2 separate regions of the Homo sapiens genome follow, and region 1 is linked to region 2. A link is a loop called in an ENCODE intact Hi-C map of the cell type or tissue named here. Cell type or tissue: MCF 10A. All regions are shown on one strand. Each heading gives the region's core, and the rest is flanking DNA. Links, peaks and the distances in the headings are about the cores only. Region 1 has its middle 74 kb from the start of LINC02406. Region 2 has its middle 99 kb from the start of CPNE8-AS1.

Region 1 (2,927 bases), core at 104-2,603, 66 kb after region 2:
AGTCTAGGTATGCATTACAAATAAGCCAGAGGCAGCCCAGACTAGGAAGACGCTAACAATCTGTCTTTGTGAATTGCTCGAAGTCCTTCTACCTCTTAGGCAATTCTGTTCCATTTAACCTCTGTTCCCAGTCAGAATTTAATTTGTTAATGATTTAATTTATCTGATATTTATTTATTTTATTCAGTTTTATGGTTCACTGCTCTTACTTTTCCTGAAATCTTTCTTTTAACTTCAAATTTTAATCAGTATTCAAAATGTTTCCCATAATGATCTCTGCTAAAATCTGTAAAAACTCAAACCAATGGCAAATTTAGAATAACAGAAAATAGCATATAATATAAGTTAGCTCAATCAAGTTCTATTTTCAAGTCTGTAAAATAGGCTGGTTTCCTCAAAGCAGAGGACTTTCAAGGTCCAGGAGCAATAAAAATGAAATGTAATGATATTTTTCTTTTCTTCTTTCAATTTGGAATTCATTGTATTTCTGAGACTACCCTGTTCTTTCCTATTATAAATCAGCTCCTCTCAGCCCAGATTTTACTCTTCTGCTTCTTGCTTGTGTCTCTATAGTCATTTTTTGCCTTTGTCCTTAAAGAGGATGGTCCTCCAAATCCCTTCTCCTAAGCATCATCATTCAATTTTACGTTACTGCCCAGTAAGAAATGTAATTATAAACAGATTTTGACACATTTCTCAAGCCCTGGTCATGCAATGTAAAGAGAAAATAGCTCATAGATTCCAAACAGAAATTGAAGTTAGCTTTCAGAACACTCTGCTCAGCTCCAACTAAGTAAATGCCACAATTTTATACATTCCATACATTTCCCAGAAAAATATCCAACATATCAAAATCGAGAATCTAGTCTCCAAATATCAGTGCTTGGACAAATGTTTTAAGTGGCATTCGACATTAAATCTGGCTTTTCTCTTGAGAATCTTAACAAAAAATGAGTATCTTTTTTCTTATAGAAGTTAAACACAATATTTGTAATTGAGTTATTTTTGTACTTATTGATTAGAATAAGTACTCTGGTTACTTTAGAGTATGATTTCAGATGTTATAAAATAGTTGCTGTTAAGGGTACTTTTCCATTCTTAGGTTTTTATGTCATTTCACTGAAAATTAAATGCTGTCTGATGCTTCACAAAAATATGCAAAAAGAGAAAGCTTTTTTTCAAAAGGTTTACATGATACCATAAACGACAAGAAGTTTACCTTAGCCCAACTTGTATGCAATGAGTCATCTCTCTACACAAAATAATGAGTCTTTCTGGCTATTTGGCAGGGCCCACACAACTGATTGAGAAAGAAGAAAAAGTGTAACCTCCTCTTCAACAATTGAGTTGACAATGATTAGGAAGCAAAAAGCCATGCATTTTTGGCTTTTTCATTCACCATGAAGGCTCTGCGTTCCCAGGCTATGGCAAACATAACTAGAATGTAATGTCTGAGGATGACAGGTCATCCTGAACCAAATAAACCCACGAGCATAGATCAGAAATTTTAGATGAGAGAAATGCTTATTAAAAGTTCTTGAAAATATATACCTCCATCCTGGATCTGTCTTTTCAGGTTGATCATTTATGGTGTAGCCATATGAACCATCTGCTGGGTAAAACCACCAAGGAATGTCGGTAGTGGTTGTGGAACACTGGAAGCAGCCTCTAGCTTCACAGCTTTCTTGAGAGGTTCCTGGTTGAGGGTGGCAATCAATGCGTTTCTGAATGGGAAACCGCATGGCACAAGCAGCCTCTTGTTTCCTAATGCTAAATGACGAGTTAATGGGTGCAGCACACCAACATGGCACATGTATACATATGTAACAAACCTGCACGTTGTGCACATGTACCTTAAAACTTAAAGTATAATAATAATAAAATTTAAAAAAAATAAAAAATAAATAAATAAATAAAAATAAAAAAAAGAAAAAAAGAAAAAGAAGCAACATGGAACCTTACTGTCAGCAACACACCAGTGACATCCACAGTTGGTACAGGAAACTTCATTTGCTCCTGACTCTGGATAACATTCAGTTTGTTCAGAGGACGCTGCCACAGAGCATGAGTCAATTTTCTCAAAACACCATGGGATGCCTGGCATTTTAGATGGAGACCAGCGGCAATTCCTGGCCAAACATCTGTCTTGGGAAACTCCAGGATCAGGGTGACAGTCCTTACGTAATTGGGCAGCTACAGATGCTGAGCATGAACTTGAACTAACTGGCTGGACTAAAATTGAACCAAGAAGGAAAGCAGGGCAGGGTAAATGAAAAGATAACCTGAAAACGTATTACAATCAAGACACTTGTAGAACTTAAAAAAAAAAAAGTATCTCTCAAAATACTTAGATTGCAAGTGGAATAGCTGGTGGATACAAAACAAGTACTATAAATTTGTCAGCCTGAGTAAAACAAAAACCTGTCCCTTAAAAATGCAGCACTAACATTTATTATTTAGTCACTTGTAATATTCTCAGCATGCACATATTTTATGGTTCCTCAATCTTAGTTGTCTACTCATTATCATCTTCTAAATATTACCAAATGGATTTCACAAAAGTCAACATAATTATTTCTTTCCTATTTGCTATGCCTTCCTTCATTTACGGAGTGGATACCAGTTATCAGGCTTCCAATAATAATACTGCCAAAATGTCTATACATGCTTTCTCAAAGCTAACAGATACCAGACCTTCAAAAAAGCCATAATACTGATATATTTGTTCATCCCCTTTCTTCTGTGGCTTTCATTTTTTAAAAATCCTAGGTTTATGCTGCCAGTACTGATTATTTTCAGCAAATATCAGTGTTGATATTTGGGGGATTTTATTCTACTAATGTAATCAACTTCATGGATTACTAATCTTTGTCCTCCATAAATTGAATACATTGGAATACAGATGCAATTCACTTATGCTCCAAAAT
Region 2 (2,927 bases), core at 110-2,609:
TTTCCCCATGCCTTAGGCTGTATAGAATATTAACAATAGTCACTGTAATGCAAAGGGAAGCATGAAAAGGATTTGCCTTTTTGTCCTGCTTTATAATCTTCCACATTATTTGAATAAAATAAAATGACAATGAGTTTGAGAGGTTTTCAAACTGACTACAGATTACAGACAAACACAAGACTGGCGTGTGTGTACCTCTCTGCCTGCTGGTGTTGAATTCTGTCAAACAAACTCCAAAGATGAAAGTTCAATTTTGAGTGTCAGCTTTAAATCTAAACTCCTACTTATGTGACAGTTCTACTCAGCTTGGACCTCCAGATTGAAGTCCACTGGTTAGTACACTGCGCTATGAGCAGCACAGCCTGGTGGTAAAAGCCCAGATCTTCATAGAGCTTAAGTCCTGGCACAGTCATTTACTAACACTGTGACCTTGAGTAAGGTACTTCACGAGCCTCAGTTTCTTCATCTGGAAAATGGTTCTAGCAATTCTTACTTCAGTGGTATGTTGTGAGAATTAAATGAAATAATTAGTATAAATAATATATATTTTCATATTACTACTTTATAGTTTATTATATTATTAATAAACATTACTTATATTTATATTAAATATAAATATGAATATGAATTATATGAAATACAAATATTTCCTAATTTACACAGTCTGTACAATGTAGACCTTTTAAGTATAGTCTCAACCTGCCTACTAGGATTCTATTTATTTGTTTATCCTAAAATTATGAAGTCTAACCTCGAGGCACTTATTGCAACTTGGAGGGAAGCTGCTGTGCACATCTAGCTAGAGAACTAATAAGATCAGTCCTGGAGTGACATAAATCTGTACTAGCAAGTAAACTGTAGCATGAAGAAATGGTTTATGAAATTATTAACTTGTGTTTCATTTTAGCAGTACTTTTTCTCCCCATTGTTTCAAGATGTTTCAGGATGTCCCCTTTATTTCAACAGATGTTTGTGAAGGCTCTCTGAAAAGCAGTAGGTCTCAGCAGACTAATTTATCTCCAGGTTTTACCTCCAGAAATCTAATCTTTTTAAGGAAATTATGTGAGGGGGTACAAGACAAAGGGGCTTGCATATGAAGGCCACGAGGGAAAAGAGGCAAATTCACCAAGGCTAGAGTAGGGGGTATTAGCTTTAAGGCATTAGGAGGAGATAGAGATTTGGTGCTCAGCCTTGAGTCTACACTCCCAATACCCTAGAGAAAAGAAAGGACATTTAAAGGAAAATGAATATGTAGAGCACCTCAGGAGACTATCTGTATCTGTAGACTACAAGGTTCCTGAGCCCTACAAAGATGTCCCACATGCACTAAAAGAAATAATAGAAGGACAAGAATTTTGGCAGACTTTGGGTTTGAACAATTGGGCTTCCATCTCCACAGAAACAAAGACTCAAACACCTTTCTCAAATAGCTTTTCTCTGCCTGAAACAATCTTGGCATGACACTGAGAGTAGAAAGAGGAGTACTGCAGTAGCAACTGAGAAAGGTTTTTACACCTGAGATAGGGGCTAACAGATTTGATTTGTTTTAAAGGAAATAAAGTAATGCAATACTTCCCATATAGCCATGATTTAGATTAGAATGGAGTCTTATGAAATCCACAGAGTTTAACGAGTGATGAAGTGATCAGACTTAGTAGGAAAAGATTGAGGAGAAATTTGGTAAACATTATCGAATCCAAAAAATGTGGTAAACTGGTTGAGAAAAGGTTTGTGCACAATTTGGAACCAAAGTAAGAATAAAGTCTACTGAGTCAAAATTAAGCAAAAGAAGACTAGATAGTAATAAAGCTTTGTGGTCATGGTGTGGTATGCAGAACAATAGTTCTCAAAATTGTTCATGTCCAATCCTTGGAACCTGTGAATGTTACTTTCTATGGCAAAAGGAATTTTGCTGATGAGATAAAGATTAAGAACTTTGATAAACACTACATGCTCTCACTCACATGCTAAAGCTAAGAGAAGGTTGATCTCACAGAAGTAAAAAGTAAAACAGAGGTTACTAGAGGCTGAGAAGAGTAGGAGGAGATAGGGGATAGGGAGAGATTTGTTAAAGGACACAAAATTACAGCTAGATAGGATGAATGGATTCTAGCATTTCATAGCACTGTAGGATGACTAGAGTTAACAATAATATATTATACATTTTCAAACACCTGGAAGAGCATATTGAATGTTTCCAACACAAAGAAATGATACATGTTTGAGATGATGGATATGCTAATTATGCTGATCTAATCATTATGCATTGTAGGTACTGAAACATCACTTTATACCCTATAAATATGTACAATTATTATGTGTCAATTTTTTTTAAAAAAAAATTAAGACCTCTGAGATAGGAAGAATATCCTGGATTATCCAGGTGGGTGCAATCCAAAAACATGAATCCTTAAAAGAATGAAACCTTTCCCAGTTATGTTCAGAAAGATGTGAAGCTGAAAGAAGGTCAGAGAGAGATACAAAAAACATTGCTGACTTTGAAGTCAAGGAAAGGGGCCATGAGCCAAGGAGTGTGGGAGCTGGAAAGGAGAGTAAAGGGTTTCTCCCCCAGAGCTTCCAGAAAGAAAGGCAGTTCTGCCAGTACCTTGATTTTCATCCAGTGAGCCTCATGTCAGATTCCTAACTTACACAACTGTATGATAATAATAAATTCATGCTGTTTTTCAGCGACTACATTTGTGGTAAATTTGTTATGGCAGAAACAGAAAACTAACCTGCATGATTAACCTGCAAGAGTTCTAAGTATTCCTACTGATGTAATTCCTACTTATTCCTATTAATGACTTCTAAGTATTCCTACTGAGTAATCTGCAAGAATTCTAAGTATTCTTACTGATGGCATGGTACCAATTACAGGGCAAGTGAGAAGTAGTTTGTGGTTGCCCCTCTCAGAGTTGGGAAGCACC

Evidence for each region. Hi-C counts contacts between places; a loop is a spot of excess contacts. Peaks named below come from ENCODE experiments on the same cell type or tissue, not always from the same donor. Only the 100,000 strongest peaks of a DNase experiment are listed, where the experiment ranks them.
Region 1: it touches region 2 in a loop (5-fold over the local background); 2 of 110 quality-filtered maps call a loop at or near these places.

The regions. Positions count from the first base shown.
Region 1 is chr12:39,069,711-39,072,637 of GRCh38, forward strand. No RefSeq gene overlaps it. Among named protein-coding and RNA genes, the nearest start is that of LINC02406, 74 kb to the right of the region's middle. In MCF 10A, for the core only: no CTCF peak of the experiment used is centred there; DNase peaks (open chromatin) are centred at 1,271 and 2,101.
Region 2 is chr12:39,003,615-39,006,541 of GRCh38, forward strand. No RefSeq gene overlaps it. Among named protein-coding and RNA genes, the nearest start is that of CPNE8-AS1, 99 kb to the left of the region's middle. In MCF 10A, for the core only: no CTCF peak of the experiment used is centred there; no DNase peak of the experiment used is centred there.